2 separate regions of the Homo sapiens genome follow, and region 1 is linked to region 2. A link is an interaction called in ENCODE POLR2A ChIA-PET data of the cell type or tissue named here. Cell type or tissue: MCF 10A. All regions are shown on one strand. Each heading gives the region's core, and the rest is flanking DNA. Links, peaks and the distances in the headings are about the cores only. Region 1 holds the start of LINC00933 (long intergenic non-protein coding RNA 933). Region 2 has its middle 23 kb from the start of WDR73.

Region 1 (8,950 bases), core at 625-8,624, 61 kb before region 2:
AGCTGTCAGGTGGGCTAAGCCAAGAAAACCTGGGTTTTCACTGAGACTAGACCTCTCCTTTTGGGAGAGATGGAATCACAGGGACAAGGTTGGCCACCTAGGGGTAGTCAGAATCCATCTTGCCTAAATGGGAAGAGGTTAGGCAAGTTTCTAGAAAGCCAAAATGCTTTCTAGAAAGTCAAGATAATTATACTTTCTGCCACGACTGTGAGAATGCCCATTTCATTGCATACTTTCTAACATTTTTACCAATCTGATAAATAAAAGCTGGTACCTAGAAGAAAAAAAGGCTGGGTGTGGTGGCTCATGCCAATAATCCCAGTACTTTGGGAGGCCAAGGTGAGTGGATCAGCTGAGGTCAGGAGTTCGAGACAAGCCTGGCCAACATAATGAAACCCCATCTCTAGTAAAAACACAAAAATTAGCCAGGCATGGTGGCAGGCACCTGTAATCCCAACTACTCAGGAGGCTGAGGCAAGAGAATCACTTGAACCTGGGAGGTGGAGGTTGTAGTGAGCCAAGATCATGCCATTGCCCTCCAGCCTGGGTGACAAGGTGAGACTTTGTCTCAAAAAAAAAAAAGTTTCCATACAATATAATTTGTTCCATCTCTAGAAACCAATGCAGCAATAACTGAAAGCCACCACTTGGAAGGTTTCAAGGATTTAGCTCTACCTGTTGATGTCCAAAGCATTAGTTAAGGTAGAAAAAAAATACACACACACACACACACACACACACACACACACTCTCTCTCTCTCTCTCTCTCTCTCTCTCACCCCTATGTAGTCAGTACCAGGAAACATGAAAGACTAGATGGTACAGTCATCCAACACAAAGCACACAATAACTGAAGGCACTGTAGAGGAGTAACTTATGACACAAATCTACAATATTGTTGAGTGAACATGCAGATTACAAAAAAAAATCTGATTTTTTAAGGGAGAGGGAACACATACAAGCAAAGGAGAAAAGAGATGAGCAGATGACTGAAAGATACAAAATTCTGATAGTGGTACATTCTGAGTGGTAGAATTATTGGTATTACTTTCTAGTTTTGCCTAAAAATTTTCTAAATTTCTTAAAATAAGAACTTTTTGTTACCCATATTATAAAATATCCATCACCCCAGGAAACTTAACCTTGAGCACAAACTCTACAACATGTTCAATGTTTGTTCAGTTTAATATTTAAGAGACAACCTATTTTGAAAGAAATCTAAAATGATGACCAATATTTAAACCTATGCATTAATATTTTTCAATCATATCCTTTACATTTTGTAATTTTGATAAGGTTAAGCTTTAGATCCATCTTGAAAAGATAAGTTTTCTATTTGTCTTTAAAATACGACCCACAATATGCCTGTTTTTAAACAGTGAATGATGCTCAAAAATCACAATATAAATTCAGGCAGTGTTCCCTACATGGAATGTTTAAGTACTTCTAACACTGCTCTTTTTCACCGGTTATGAAAACACAGAACAATTATCTAAGCATCTAATTATTCAGGTCCTTTGTTTCTCCTCCATTCTATTAGTTTTATAGTAATTTTAGGGCCTGTGAGGATGAAGTTCTCTGTGACAGCTACCACAAAGCTTACTATAAGCAGACAAATTTCAAACAAGTTTATCACCACTACCAACCCCACCATAAAACTGTCTCAATCAAGGGCAACACAATTCAAGGTTAGCCAAGACAACCTCTTTACCTGTCACTGCTTAAGAAAAGGATTTTTTGGTCTTAATTAGAAACAATATTCTGTATCTATTTTTCTCCATAAATCCACTGAGACCAATGTGTGGCTCTATCTCAAGCACCAGCAAGCAAAACTGCCTGCCGGTATGTTAGGTTTTTGTATCTTTCCAAATGTAGGGCACAGCTATCTTTTGATATAATTTTTTGAAAACTGATGCACATATTTTTCTTGCAAGTTCAGCCAGGCACGGTAGCTCATGCCTGTAATCCCAGCACTTTGGGAGGCCAAGGCAGGCAGATTATGAGGTCAGGAGTTCAAGACCAACCTGGCCAACATGGTGAAACCCGACTCTACTAAAATTACAAAAATTAGACAGGTGCAGTGGCAGATGCCTGTAATCCCAGCTACTAAGGAGGCTGAGGCAGGAGAATCGATTGAACGTGGGCGGCAGAGTTTCCAGTAAGCCGAGATTGTGCCACTGCACTCCAGCCTGGGTGATAGAGTGAGACTCCTTCTCAAAATTAAAAAAAGAAAAAAAGAATTTCAGATATACAGCAGTTGTAATTTTTCTGAAGGCTGGTTATGGGACACGTTACTTTCATACTTTGCTGTTCAATAAATGTGGGGTGGAGAATAAAGTAAATTGACAGAATTACCATATAAAATAAAATTCTAAGTCCTCTGACAACAAAAGAAACTTATAACACACACACACACACACACACACACACACACACACACACACACACAGAGTTTTCCCTGCTAATCATTTTACATCTAAACAACCAAGTAGCTAACCCAGAGCCCACAAAAGCAGAGTAAAAATTCTAACACTTGGTAAAATAAAAATGCACATATATCCCTGTCATCTAAAAAAAAATGCTTACGTATTCAAAGACAGCAATTACAGCTACTGAGAACATCATTGTTAGCAAACTGAGGCAGAGAAAACAAAGGTGCTGATGAGGATTTGAACCACCTAAGCTGCAGAAACCCACTGGATGGTTTCCTAGGTTCCAAGTTGGCATTATCTTTCAGAACGATCTTCTAGAAGAGATCACATAACACTGTTACAAAGGATCTGGAGAAAGGGACCCTGGCTTCATCACTCTGGCTCTCCAGTCATGCTTTACATTTTCACTTCTTACACTCTCTTTCATAGGAAGTCAATTTACAGGCCTCCATCAAGCCCTTAGAGACCTTTTTGTACTATCCATGACAAGTTCTTGATGTTATGTCTGCACTTCTGACAAATTCTTAGCAGTTAACTTACAAGGCAGTTAAGGTTTTTGTTCAAGCACAATATAGCTAGAATAGGGTCATACATTCAATAAAACAAATATTTACCAAGCATTTATTGAGTAGAAGATAAAAAGCACAAAGCATAATTATAAACTATTCTCCCCTGCCATCATAAAAAAAAAATTAAAAAGCCTTACAGAATACAGCATAACATGACCAAAGCAAAAATAGTGAGGACTAAAGAGGGGAGGAAGGGGAAATATCAGCATGAACTGAATATGACCCAGAAGAGCCTTGATGGTCAGACATGTAAAGACAAATTGGGTAGGGTTAGGGGGTGGCTGTCAGGGGCACATTCTACAGGGGAAAAATAGATGATACAGAAGCCTGAAAGGAAAGCGGGCAGAGCACCTGGACAGGACTCTTACCTGCTGCATCCAGGGTACAATGTGCCTTTCCAGAACACAGCAGCGACCCGGGATAGAGGGATCGCTCAAACAGCACCAGAGGCTGCATTCCAACTTTTCCTCCATCAACAAGCCCGTTTTCATTGTTAGTTTCTCCTTAAACACGATTGGCTGAACATGCGGGAACAAGGAAAACCTGACTGAAGAACGAGGCATTTAAGCTTAAGGGCCTTGGATCTGGGCGCGGTGGCTCAGGCCTGTAATCCCAGAACTCTGGGAGGCAGAGATGGGTCATTTGAGGTCAGGAGTTCGAGACCAGCCTGGCCAACATGGTGAAACCCTGTCTCTACTAAACAACACAAAAGTTAGCCAGGCGTGGTGTCAGGAGCCTGTAATCCTAGCTACTCGGGAGGCTGAGGCAGGAGAATCGCTTGAACCCATGGACTGTCAAGAGACGGAGGCTGCAGTAAGCCGAGATCACCCCACTGCACTCCAGCCTGGGCGACAGAGTGAGACTCCATCTCAACAAGTGCCTGCCACCATGCCCGGCTAATTTTTGTATTTTTAGTAGAGACAGGGTTTTACCATGTTGGCCGGGCTAGTCTAGAACTCCTGACCTCAGGCGATCCAGCTGCGTCAGCCTCCCAAAGTACTGGGATTACAGGAACGAGCACTGCGCCCGGCCAAAACCCCGAAAATCTTGAAGGCCTTTCCCCTTCCCCGCCCGGGCTCAAACAACAGCCGGAGACGCCCTGCCACGCCCCGTCGCGGTCCCGGGGAGCAGGCTGGCTGACTGAGGGCGACCATGGGCCCCGAAAGGGCTGCGGGCGACGCGGGCTCCCACCTCGGGGCGCGGTGACTGGGGCGAGAGGTGCCGGCAGCCCCCAAGCCAGCCCCGCAGCAAGGAGCCAGAGAGACGCGCCCTCCCCCTCCTCCCACCCAAGCCTCCCGCAGTCCCGGCGATCGGGGCCAGGCCAGTCGCGGGAGAAAGGTGCGCGCTCACCCGGCCCGGGGAACCGGGGCCTCTCCTGGGCAGGTTCCCCTTTGTCCCGGGACTCCGGGCTCTTCCTCTCCGCCCTCGCCCTGCCGTGTGAAGCCGCCGCTGGGCGCCTCACCGTGATGTTGCAGTGGAGCCTGAGCTGCCGCGGCGGCTCCTGGTTCTTGTGGAAAATAGAGGACAACAACTTCAGCTTGGCCTTGAACCCTGACACGGACATTTTACTCTCACCTCTGGCGGGAGGGGCGCGGAAGGTGAGCCGGTCGGGAGCCGCTGTCATGGCCGCGACCACCCGCGGGACCTCTCGGCGGCGCTCTCGCGGCTCCGCCTCTCCCCGCTGCCTCAACTCTAGTCGGAGTAGGGCTGGAAAATGGCAAGGGGCACCGAGGCCTCTGCGGGGAGCTGTGTGGCGGCCTGGGCGGCTGCTCCCCTTGTAACAGACTCCACCGACAGGAGGCGCTCCTCCTGTCAAGCCACAGCTTAAAAGGACAACAGCACCACCGCCCCCGCTACCGCCTGGGAAAGGGCTGCCCCTACCCCGCTCCCGTCCCTCTCGTCCCTCACCCCTCACCCCTCACCTCTCACCCCCGCGCGCCCGGTGCGCACCCGTTTCGGCGGGTGCACGAGTCCAGAGCATGTGCGCGCTTCCGGCTGCCCCCTCCTGGCTTTGACCCAGCACTGCTGGACCCATCTAGTCCGTTCCTCACACTCGCGGACTGGAAGCTCCAGGCTGCACAACCACCAACTGGTGTGTGTGTATTTAGGGGCGGGGGGAGGTACAAAACCACCAACTCGTGTGTGTGTGTGTGTGTGTGTGTGTGTGTGTGTGTGTGTGTCTCCCAAGGGAACAGCACTGCTGAGTTCAGGCTATCAGCTCATGGACTGTCAGCAAAATACAGTCACAAGAAGGCTATGTGCTGTTTTGTCTTTTGCAGTGATGTCATGTTGCTCATGTTTTATGTTTTTCAGAGTTCATTAGTTTCTTTTTGTTCTCAGTAATATCCAGCTCAATAGATTGTGTAAGTAGAATACCCCCAAACTGAAAGTCACCTACATAAAATATAGTGAAAAATATGTCACCCACTTAAACTATAGTTGAAAATATGTACTCATTAGTTTTGTGTAGCCAACACTGGATAATGGGTAAGGAAGGGCACAGGATCCCAGGGCTAGACTGCCTGGGTTCAAGTTCCGATTTAGCTGCTTGCTGGCTGTGAAATGCTTGACAGCTTTAAGCCTCAGTTTCTTTTTTTTTTTTTAACTTAATCCCAAATGTGATAGTAAGTCTCAGTTTCTTGATCTGAAAAACAGAAATTATTCAATGAGAGTCCATGTGAAAACTTTAAAGTTTTAAAGCCACTTTCTGGCTCAGGAAAGTCCTCAGCTTTAGCTGTTAAAGTTTTAAAAGCCACTTTAAAGTTTTAAAGCCACTGCCTGGCTCAGGAAAGCCCTCAGCTTTAGCCATTATTAGCTATGATTATTATTGTGCTGGCTACACATGCATTAATGAGGCAGGAAAATGCTCAAGGATAACAACCAAGTATCCAAATTATCTCATCAGACCGAAACAGATGCATATGTTTGCATGCTCATGTTTTAGCTCAGAGCCATTTGTCTAAAAGACTCTTGAACTCAGGGGTCCAGGCAGTATCAACTTTACTTTGCAGTGAAGCCATCACGTTTGTTAATCAATGAAAACGACATAATGCTCTTTTTTTTTTTTTTTTTTTTTAGCACCAACCATGTGCCTAAAGCTAACTGTGTCAAAAAGAGCATGCTTCGAGGGGCTGGAGTGAGCAATTCAACTTGTGGAGAAATAAGAAATAATAGTGTTGAGACAAGAAACATAAAACCGCAGGGTAAGGTAGGAATCACTGAAGGTCAGGCAAAGGAACTGGCATCCAGTAATGAGTCAGGCTTTGACGGCCTCTGGCCCTACAGATGGCTCTTTGGAGAGGAAAAAATTAAGCCAGGCCTGAGGCCACAGATCCTAAGGGACTGCTGGCAGCTCTAGGCTGTCTATGGAAGAGAAGCAGAGGGTGGCACCTGGTTGAAAGAGGGAGCTGGGGGGCATGGCTTGAGCCCGCATTTACAGATAGAGTCCCCTGATTCCTGCAACTGGGGAAGAAGAGCATGCCTGGATCAGGGGACCTCAAATCAGAACTCTTCCCACCCACACCCCTTCTTTTCAGGGCATCTTTCACTGCAAACAACAGATAAACTAGTTAGAAAGCTCAGCAGATTCTCAGGATGGTGCCTAGCGGGCAGGGCCTAGCTACCCTTTGACAGTGACTGAGGGTGATGCCACAGGCCCGTAAGCACACATTGGAAAATCTTTACATCCATGGACACGCCATGCCCCACAGAGACAGCTGTGCAGGGTTCTTTAGGTTTGGGGTGCTCTGCTGGCAGTTGCCTTATAAATATATAGGATTAAAATGGGATGCCCTGGAGCTTAGCTAACCTTTACACCCCACTCTAAAAGGAACGGACTGCTAGTTTTGTCTGCTTTATAAAAGATGGATCTGTCATTGTTTTTAGAACTTTTGGAGAAAGATTTCTTGGGAGGAAGCTATCCTGAACGCTTAGAGACTTTTCTCATTTACTGGCACACCAGCTTTAGAGTCCTAGGTCTTCATCCTGGCTCAGCCACCCTCCAGCTGTGTGAACTTTGAGAAGTTGCTTGACTACACTGAGTCTCGTTGTCACTATGAGTGGAGGTTGCTACGTTGCTACTGTGTGGAGCACCTACCCCCAAGCACTCTTATAAGGTGATGGTGAAGATTAAATGAAATAATACGGCTCAAGGGGGAGGATCACTTGAAGCCAGGAGTTTGAGACTAGCCTGGGCAACAAAGCCAGACCTCATTTCTATGAAAATGTTTTTTGTTTTCTTTTGTTTTGCTTTTTGAGATGGAGTCTCGCTCTGTTGCCCAGGCTGGAGTGCAGTGGCATGATCTCAGCTCACTGCAAGCTCTGCCTCCTGGGTTCATGCCATTCTCCTGCGTCAGCCTCTGGAGTAGCTGGGACTACAGGCGCCCGCCACCACACCCAGCTAATTTTTTGCATTTTTAGTAGAAACGGGGTTTCACCATGTTAGCCAGGATGGTCTCGATATCCTCACCTTGTGATCCACCTGCCTCGGCCTCCCAAAGTGCTGGGATTACAGGCATGAGCCACCTGCCCGGCCCGAAAATGTTTTTTAAAAAATTAGCTGGACTTGATGGTTTATGCCTGTATTCCCAGCTACTCGGGAGGCTGAGGTGAGATCATTTGAGCCCAGGAGTTTGAGGCTGCAGTGAGCCATGATCACGCCACTGCACTCCAGCTCAGGCAACAGAGAGAGACCCTATCTCAAATCAATGAATAAGTAAGTAAATAAATAAATAAATGAAATAATGCACACAATTACTACACTAGTACATGATCAGGCACATGATAAATGCTCAATAAATGGTAGCCCCAATAAGCTTTGTAATGTTTTGGGAAAGGGTGTCCTTTGGACTCAGCCCAGTGACAGAAGCATTTGAAAAGACTGATTTGTATGATGGCTATTTCCTCCAGGTACAAACCTGTACCTCCAGGGACCCAGGGCATTGGCTCAGTGGGGCACCTTGTTCTATTTTCTCTTGTTTTGGGCAGCACTGATTGCCCTAGGGCTAATCAGGACTGCCACCCCAGACTCCATTGCCAAGAGTATCCCCCTCCCCAAGCTAGCCATGGGAAAGCCACTTGCATCCTAAGACTACTGGAAATTAAAGGGAATAAAAAGCACAATTTAGTCGCTCACTCTCCAGCTGATGGGAAATAGGTTTTTGCTATTTTGAACAGAGCTGTTAGGAACATTCCTTGTCCACATCCCCTGTTTTATATTGTTTTATATAGGCAAGAATTTCTTTTGGATGTAGAGTAGAATTGCTGAGCTGGGAGGAGTATGAATATTCAGCCTTATGAGATGGAGCCAAATTGTTTTCCAAAGTGGTTATACCAGTGTATACTCCCAGCAGCAGTTCTTAAGAGATCTCAGGATCTCTATCTTCTGGTGATGTCACAACATACAAAAAGAATGAATGCCAGCTATAAACAACAATAAGGATGAATCTTAGCAATATAATATTAAGTGAAAAAAAACAAGTTCCAGAAGGATGCATACAGCATCCTCTATATAGCTTGGAAAAGAAAATGTGGGCATGGTGGCTCATGCCTGTAATCCCAGCACTTTGGGAGGCCAAGGCAGGAGGATTGCTTTAGGCCAGGAATTCAAGACCAGCCTAGGCAACATAGCAAAACTCTGTCTCTACAAAAACTAGAAAAATTAACTGGGTGTGGTGGTGCAGGCTTGTAGTCCCAGCTACTCATGAGGCTGAGGTGGGAGGATCTCTTGAGTCTAGGTGATCAAGGTTACAGTGAGCCATTACTGCACCACTGCACTCAGAGACAGTAAGTAACTTGTCTAAGGTGGCCTCATTAGAAGTTAGCTGCGGCCAGGCGCAGTGGCTCACACCTGTAATCCCAGCACTTTGGAAGGCTGAGGCGGGCGGATCATGAGGTCAGGAGATCGAGACCATCCTGGCTAACACAGTGAAACCCCATCTCTACTGAAAA
Region 2 (8,950 bases), core at 547-8,546:
TGTAAGTTATGCACACAGATGAAGACATTTGTAAAAACCAACCCACCAATATTCTAATGAAACAACTTATAGTTTTGAAATGTCACAGATAATCAAAAGCCCATGGAAAACCATGCATATTGTAGCCAAATCTGTAGTACACAATTTATTTTTTTTAATAGAGACAGGATCTCACTATGTTGCCCAGGCTGGTCTTGAACTCCTGGGCTCAGGCAATCCACTCGCCTCAGACTCCCAAAGTGCTGAGATCACAGGTGTGAGCCACTGCACCCGGTCTTTTTTTTTTTTTTTTTTTTTAATAGAGACAGGGTCTCTTACTGTGTTGCTCAGGCTTGTCTCAAACTTCTGGGCTCAAGCGATCCTCTCACCTTGGCCTCCCAAAGTGCTGGGATAACAGGCATGAGCCACCACTCGGCTCACAATTTTTTTTTTCTGTTTTTTCTGTTTGGACAAGCGGTGAACCCTCAGAGACTTTATCTTACTCTTATCCTTTAATACAGTGAATCTATATAACTATATCCAGAGACAGTTCCCTTTGTTTTAAATTGTTATTGGGCCGGGCATGGCGGCTCACACCTGTAAACCCAGCACTTTAGGAGGCCAAGGTGGGCAGATCATTTGAGGTCGGGAGTTCGAGAGCAGCCTGGCCAACACAGTGAAACCCCATCTCTACTAAAAATACAAAAATTAGCTGGGCATGGTGGCGGGCACCTGTAGTCCCAGATACTTGGGAGGCTGAGGCAAGAGAATCACTTGAATCCGGGAGGTCGAGGTTGCAGTGAGCCAAGATCGCACCACTGCACTCCAGCCTGGGTGACAGAGCAAGACTTGGTCTCAAAAATAAATACATAAATTGTTATTAATATATAGCAGACAAGTGTACACAAATGTACAGCTCATTGAGTTTTTACAAACTGCACACACTTGTGTAACCAGCACCCAGATCAAGAAACTACTTACCAGGGCCAGGCGCTCCTGCCTATAATCCTAACTCTTTGGGAGGCCGAGGTGGGTGGATCACTTGAGGTCAGAAGTTCAAGACCAGCCTGGCCAACATGGTGAAACCCCACCTCTACTAAAAATAAAAAAATTAGCCAGGTGTGGTGGCGCCTACCTGTTGTCTCAGCTACTCAAGAGGCTGAGGCAAGACAATCACTTGAACCCAGGAGGTGGAGCTTGCAGTGAGCTGAGATGGCGCCACTGTACTCCAGCCTGGACAACAGAACAAGACTCTATCTCAAAAAAAAAAAAAAAAAAAAATCGCTTACCAGGACCCCAGAAGGTATTCCCCTTCCAGGCAGTACCTTGTCTCCCTCTTAACCCTGTCCTGAAGTTTGTGACATAGTAGAGAGTATTGAGCACTGGACAGATCTAGTTGTAGACAAACTTCTGCCACTAACTACATACCTTCATTTTTATTAGAGATTTTATAATTTGAGGCAAGCTATAATGAGATGACTTTTTTTATTCATGGAATTTTGCTTCACTTGGGTTGCATTATATACTTTACAATAAACCAGAAGAGCTTATAGTGACAAAATGGACAGAGCAGTTACCATGCGCCAGGCACTGTGCTAAGGTCTTTACCTGCCATCTCATTTAATCCTGACAGCCCTAGGAGGGAGGTAAGTATCCTCACTCTACAGGTAAGAAAATGGAGGCTCAGAGGAGAGGTTTGGTCAGTTACCTGCCCCACACCTGTTACTTAACCATGACTCCTGAAGTCCACTGTTAAAGCCATGAGAAATACCTAATAGGAACAAATGGATAAAAGAACAAAACATTAAGATAAAAATGATACATTAGTGGCCAGGCACGGTGGGCTCACTCCTGTAATCTCAGAACTTTGGGAGGCCAAAGTGGGTGGGTCACTTGAGGTGAGGAGTTTGAGAGCAGCCTGACCAACATAGGGAAACCCCATCTCTACTAAAAATACAAAAAAATAGCTGAGCATGGTGGTGTGCACCTGTAGTCCCAGCTACTCAGGAAGCTGAGGCAGGAGGATCACTTGAACTCGGGAGGCAGAGGTTGTAGTGACCTGAGATGGTGCCACTGCACTCCAGCCCGGGCAACAGAGCAAAGACTCCATCTCAAAAAAAAAAAAAAAAGATATATTAGCTACAATGTTTAGTCTTCTCTCTTCATTGACAATAATTTGGCATCTGAACACATGGGGCCTCAGAGAGGACTGAGAACCCTGAAGTAGTTGCCTGAATTTGGAGCTACGGTACCAGTAGGGGTCCTTGAAAGCCCCCCCTGCAGATTACTTGAGCCCAGGAGTTCAAGACCAGCCTTGGCAACATGGCCAAACCTCATCTCTACAAAACGTACAAAAATTAGCCTGGCATGGTGGTGCGGGCCTATAGTCCCAGCTCTTCGGAGGTTGAGGCAGGAAGATTGCCTGAGTTCAGGGAGGCCAGGGCTGCAGTGAGCGATGATCAGGCCCAGAATCCAGCCGGGCAACAGAGAGAGACCCTGTCTCAAAAATAAATAAATAAATAAATAAATAAATAAATAAATAAATAAAGGCCTCACCGACTTTCAGCTTCTCCTCCTAGTAAGTCCTCCTGAGCCCTGGACCTCTCGTTTGGTTGATGGTCCTTGGTTTATTGTGAGCTGTTGCTTTTTTTTTTTTTTCTCCTAGGAAGAGGTTGTTTAGGATCCTAATTGTAGTTCGGAGGTTCATTCTAAAGGTTCTTCTCGATTCCCTTTTTCTAAAGACAAGGAGAACGACCCCCTTGCAGGCACCCCGTTTGGTTTCTAGTTTGGAAGTGCATTCTAAAGGGTCTTCTCCATGGCTTTTTCTCCCAAATTAAGTTCAGTGGGTTTGTCTGCACTGAGACTTTTTGTTGACACTAAGTTAAGAGGGATAGAAGGAATTTCCATGGCCCTGCTTCGCAACTGATTCTCTAGAAAGCCCTTTCTGTTATCCTGTCCTTCCCTCACCTAACCACAGGCTGCTCCTACTGTGGGGGCAAGCACAGCTCTCCCCACCTTCATTGAATTTGAACCTTTCATCTGTTAAATAAGAAGTGAAACCTACAATGCAGGGTTCCAGGTTTCCTTCTCAGAACCAAACCAGATAAAATGTGTAAAGTAGGTCCTTTCCCTGAGGCTGCACGATTCTGGGCTCTCCCAGCCCTTCCTTGGTTTTTTTTTTTTTTTTTTTTTGAAACAGTCTCCCTCTGTCACCCAGGCTGGAGTTCAGTGGCATGATTTCAGCTCACTACAATCTCTGCCTCCCCGGTTCAAGCGATTCTCCTGCTTCAGCCTCCTGAGTAGCTGGGATTACCACCACACCAAGCTAATTTTTTTGTATTTTTACTAGATTTGGGGTTTCACCATGTTGGCCAGGCTGGTCTCGAACTCCTGACCTCAAGTGACCGGCCCGCCTTGGCATCCCAAAGTGCTGGGATTACAGGCGTGAGCCACTGCACCGGTCCGTCCCTGGTATTTCTATCAAGTCATTTCCTTTGAACACACCTCCATTTAGCACGTAGCATTTCGCAAAGCATTTAATAGCACTGCATTGTAGTTATTTGGGTTGCACATAACTCCGTGGCAGCGTTTTAGAAAATGCACCCTCCGCTGCATTGCATTCCTTAAGAGGAAGGAGTGTCTCCTTTTTTTTTCTCCCACCACAGCACACTCGCTGCCTGGTGCTTGGCCCGAATTGCTCCCCAACTGTTGAATGAAAGTCAATGGTATTAATCTCGAATGACCCAGGACTGTGCAAGCAGGAAATGAGGAATTGTGTGAGTGGTAAGTGAGGGGGGGAGGAACAGAGTGGTAAAGCATTACCACAGCTACCAACCATGCCAGAGAAAAGCACTTTAAGTGGCAGAAAACCTTAACTGGAGTCCCAGCTTCGTAAGGGCAGAGACCTCAGTCCCAAGCTGTCTCGATATATTCATCTGCATAGTAAGGATAAATAGGGACTAACAGGGTTAAACAGCTGCCCTCGGCCCTAAGTGAAAATACTTTATAAACTGGCGTGGCAGCTCATGCCTATAATCCCAGCACTTTGAGAGGCCCACGAGTTCAAAACCAGCCTGGGCAACATAGTTAGACCTCGTCTCTATTAAAAACAAAACAAAGGCCGGGCGCGGTGGCTCGCGCCTGTAATCCCAGCACTTTGGGAGGCCAAGGCAGGTGGATCATGAGGTCAGGAGCTCAAGACCAGCCTGGCCAAAATGGTGAAACGCCGTCGCTACTAAAAATACAAAAAAAAAAAAAAAAATCAGCCGGGAGTGGTGGTGGGTGCCTTGTAATCCCAGCTACTCGGGAGGCTGAGGCAGAGAACTGCTCGCACCCGGGAGGCGGAAGTTGCAGTGAGCCGAGATCGCGCCACTGCACTCCAGCCTGGGCGACAGAGCGAGACTCCGCTTCAAAATAAATAAATAAATAAAAAATAAAAAACAAAACAAAACAAAAAATTTTTGTAAAGACCCCTCTCGCTCATACCACCAGGGCCGCGCAGGGCGAGAGATCTCCACCTCCCCTGGGAGGCAAGACCCACACCCTCCCAGGTGCGCGAGTTGTGGCTGCGGTTCGCGACCCCGCCCCACTTACCCAGCTGGTAGAAAAGTCATCAATGATTCGTCTGAAACGAATAGGCGCCTGAGATATTCTCCCATTTTATGGGCTAACGCTGCTGTCTGTCTTCGGGCGGCGGCCTCTGGGAAATGTAGTTCCGGAGAACACGGAGTCCTTCTGGGGCTAGGTTTTCCGCTTCCGGTGCTCAGTGGCTAGCCGAATAGCCGTGTTTGGGACCTGGGCTCGGGCTTCTTGCGTCCCCGCTAAGAACATGTCACGGGGCCGAATCGTCCGTATTCTCTCAGCTTCAAGCTCCTCTACTTTTCAACCAGGTCACTAGCCCTTGACTCCTCTTATCAAACTTCCGGAACTGCCACCCCACCAGTGACTCCACAGGCACCAGGGCATGCAACAGGGCTGGGACAGGAAGGCTCTCTTCTTCACCTCAAGCCTGCTGGGCTAACACTTGCGATTTTTACTAGAGTTAACTTTGTAATGTATGTCTCTGACTCTAGAATTTCAAGAGAAGTTCCACTTAGTGACTCCTAAGTGGAAGTTCTAAGATGGCTTCCCAGTGAGGTGATGAAGAGGTTTGAGCTTTAGAGTGCGGTTGCAAAGCTCTTCTCTGACCTGAACAATGGCTGTAGCTGTGGACCAACAAATCCAGACTCCTTCAGTACAAGATCTCCAAATAGTTAAACTGGAAGAAGATTCCCACTGGGAGCAGGAAATTTCCCTTCAAGGGAATTACCCTGGACCAGAGACATCCTGCCAGAGCTTTTGGCATTTCCGTTACCAAGAAGCATCACGACCCCGAGAGGCCCTCCTCCAGCTCCAGAAGCTCTGTTGTCAGTGGCTAAGGCCAGAGAAGTGTACAAAAGAGCAGATCCTGGAGTTGCTGGTCCTAGAACAGTTCCCGACTGTCCTTCTCCAGGAGATCCAGATCTGGGTCAGACAGCAGCATCCGGAGAGTGGAGAGGAGGCAGTGGCCCTGGTGGAAGACTTGCAGAAAGAACCTGGAAGACAGAGGCTGGAGGTGAGCTATAAAAACATAGTTCCGAACAGTTAAAATAGAGGTATGTGAGAGACAGAGCTGCCTTGGGTTACTAGCAGTGTGGGCATACTTCACTATTGATGTTAAACTGGAATTTGCTTATTTCGTGGTCATGGTATCTGCAACTTTCCTTCCAAGTTCAGGCTGACTCTTCAGAGAATGCACAACATTGGCTGCTCTGAGTGTCCGTCCCTGCCATTAAATAAGAAAATTGCTTAAAATGGTATGAGCCTCACTGTGATCAGGGAGGAGCACATGTGACAGGGATGTCTTTTTGGAGAACAGCTCTCACTCTGTAGCAGCCAGCCAGAGGCAAGCGGCTTCGGTGGTCTTTGTCGACATTATTGAGCCTATTGCAAAACACCTGAATTATCCTATGTCTTTTTGCCTAGGGTTTGGCAAGGCAGGTAGGAGCAGTCCCCAGAGAGCTGGGTGGCCAGGATGCAGTGGTCCATGGCCTTATCTCCATAAAGCCTTCCACATGTCTGCCGTCTTTACTGCTGTTGCAGGCTTTTGCATAAGACTGGCTTTTTCCTCTGCTTTTTTTTTTTTTTTTTTTTTTTTGGAAAGGGAGTCTCGCTCTGTCACCCAGGCTGGAGTGCAGTGGTGCCATCTCGGGTCATTGCAACCTCCGCCAACCGGGTTCAAGCGAGTCTCCTGCCTCAGCCTCCCTAGTAGCTGGGACTACAGGCGCCCACCACCACGCCCGGCTAATTTTTGTATTTTTAGTAGAGACTGGGTTTCACCATATTGGCCAGGCTGGCCTCGAACTCCTGACCTTGTGATCCACCCACCTCGGCCTCCCAAAGTGTTGGGATTACAGGCGTGAGCCACTGCACCCAACCTTTCCTCTGCTTTTTTATGTTTGGGATGTTTAAGTTTTAGTCCCTACAGAATTTTGACCACTTCCAGTCCTTGAAGAGGGACAGGATGTGCTCTCAAAGAAGGAGCCCTCAGGATCAGTACTGAGTTCTCTAAACATCCATCCGAAGCAAGCACAGACAGAATCTGTCTGTTCCAGGCAATGGTGAAGTTCACAGCAGAACCAGAGGAACAGTTGAAGCACAGCCCCAAAATAGAACGAACTCTAGCCCGTCCGCAAGAGTGATAAGAAATCGCAGTGTGGGCCCACGCGCGCCGCACGGCCGGGTCGCCGCCGTACCGTGGTGTACGTGCAGAATGCGCAGAGCGAGCGGCACCCGCTTACCCTGCGCTCCTCCGCAGCCTGGGCCGGGCCGCCCGGGACGCTGAGGCGGTGGCGGCAGCCGAGGGGGCCGGTCTTGCGCTCCGCAGGCTCGCGCGCCCGAGCCCGGGTTGCCGTTCGCCGCACAGGCCGCGTTCTCTCAGCCCACGGCGGCGATTAGGCGCTGAGGCGGCCGCCTGCGCTGCGCCGGAGCCTAGGACTCGGAAGCGACCCGGCCGAGGGCCCTGGGTGCCAGCCTCCTTGAGTCAAGGGTAGCGGGTGCATGGCGCAGTGACGGCCCCTATCTCTCTCTCCGCTCCCCAGCCTCGGGCGAGGCCGTCCGGCCGCACCCCTCCTGCTCAGCTGCGGTCGCCATGGCCAATGACAGCTGCGGGCCCGGCGAGCCGAGCTCGAGCGAGCGAGACCGGCAGTACTGCGAGCTGTGCGGGAAGATGGAGAACCTGCTGCGCTGCAGCCGCAGCTCCTTCTGCTGCAAGGAGCGCCAGCGCCAGGACTGGAAGAAGCACAAGCTCGTGTGCCAGGGCAGCGAGGGCGCCCTCGGCCACGGAGGGGGCCCTCACCAGGACTCCGGCCCCGCGCCGCCCGCTGCAGCGCCGCCGTCCAGGGACCGGGCCCTGGAGGCCAGGAAGGCAGCGAGGCGCCGGGACAGCGCCTCCGGGGACGCAGCCAAGGCAAAGGCCAAGTCCGCGGCCGACCCCGCGGCGGCCGCGTCCCCGCCTCGCGCGTCCCCGGGCCGGACAAAAGCCATGGCTGCTTGTTATCCGGTCAATGGAACGGGTTATGTACGTCATGTTGATAATCCAAATGGAGACGGAAGACGTGTGAAATGTATTACATTACGTTAAAGAACGGGATGCCAAGGTAAGTGGAGGTATACTTCGAATTTTTCTAGAAGGTAAAGCCTAGTTTGCTGACATTGAACCCAAATTTGATAGACTGCTGTTTTTCTGGTCTGACCATCGCAACCCTCATGAAGTACAACCAGCATATGCTACAAAGTACGCAATAACTGTTTGGTATTTGATGCAGATGAGAGAGCACGAGCTAAAGTAAAATATCTAACAGGTGAAAAAGGTGTGAGGATTGAACTCAATAAACCTTCAGATTCAGTCAGTAAAGACGTCTTATAGAGCCTTTGATCCAGCAATACCCCACTTCACCTACAATAATTGTTGACGCTATTTGTTAATTTGTGAATACGAATAAATGGGATAAAGAAAAATAGACAACCAGTTCGCATTTTAGTAAGGAAACAAACAACTTTGTGTGTTGCATCAAACAGAAGATTCTGACTGCTGTGACTTTGTACCGCATGATCAACTTAGAATCTGTGATTGCTTACAGGAAGAAGATAAGCTACTAATAGAAAATGTTTTTACCTCTGGATATGAAATAAGTGCCCTGTGTAGAATTTTTTTCATTCTTATATTTTGCCAGATCTGTTACGTAGCTGAGTTAATTTCATCTCTACTTTTTTAATATATGTCAAGTTTGAATTGGAATAATTTTTCTATGATTAGGTACAATTTATCAAAACTGAATTGAGAAAAAATTACAGTATTTCTCAAAATAACGTCAATCTATTTTTGTAAACCTCTTCATACTATTAAATTTTGCCCTAAAAGACCTCTTAATAATGATTGTTGCCAGTGACTGATTAATTTTATTTTACTTAAAATAAGAAAAGGAGCACTTTAATTACAACTGAAAAATCAGATTGTTTTGCAGTCCTTCCTATCTTACACTAATTTGAACTCTTAAAGATTGCTGCTTTTTTTTGATATTGTCAATAATGAAACCCAATTGTAAAACAGTCACCATTTACTACCAGTAACTTTTAGTTAATGTCTTACAAGGAAAAAGACACAATAAGAAGAGTTTAATTTTTTTTTTTTTTTTGAGTCTTGCTCTGTTACCCAGGCTGGAGTGCAGTGGTGCATTCTCAGCTCACTGCAACCCCACTGTCTCCCAGGTTCAAGCAATCCTCCCGCCTCAGCCTCACAACTAGCTGGGACTACAGGCACATACCACCATGCCTGGCTAATTTTTGTATTTTTAGTAGAGACTGGGTTTCACCATGTTGCCTAGGCTGGGGTTTAAGTTAAATTTTTTTAAAAACTAAAGTGACTGGCACTAAGTGAACTTGAGATTATCCT

What was found. ChIA-PET counts read pairs that join two places held together with the same protein. Peaks named below come from ENCODE experiments on the same cell type or tissue, not always from the same donor. Only the 100,000 strongest peaks of a DNase experiment are listed, where the experiment ranks them.
Region 1: POLR2A ChIA-PET joins it to region 2 with 10 read pairs; 16 of 35 experiments call an interaction of 5 or more read pairs at or near these places.

Annotation. Positions count from the first base shown.
Region 1 is chr15:84,566,136-84,575,085 of GRCh38, forward strand. LINC00933 (long intergenic non-protein coding RNA 933) reads left to right here and starts at 4,514. Exons shown (of 4, transcript NR_038274.1): 1 at 4,514-4,599; 2 at 6,080-6,209; 3 at 6,887-7,116. It also overlaps the pseudogene UBE2Q2P1. In MCF 10A, for the core only: a CTCF peak has its summit at 4,825; DNase peaks (open chromatin) are centred at 4,816 and 4,906.
Region 2 is chr15:84,626,727-84,635,676 of GRCh38, forward strand. It overlaps the pseudogene SCAND2P and the pseudogene EGLN1P1. Among named protein-coding and RNA genes, the nearest start is that of WDR73, 23 kb to the right of the region's middle. RefSeq lists an enhancer at 5,118-5,167 and silencers at 6,662-7,011, 7,482-7,561. In MCF 10A, for the core only: no CTCF peak of the experiment used is centred there; DNase peaks (open chromatin) are centred at 4,665 and 7,155.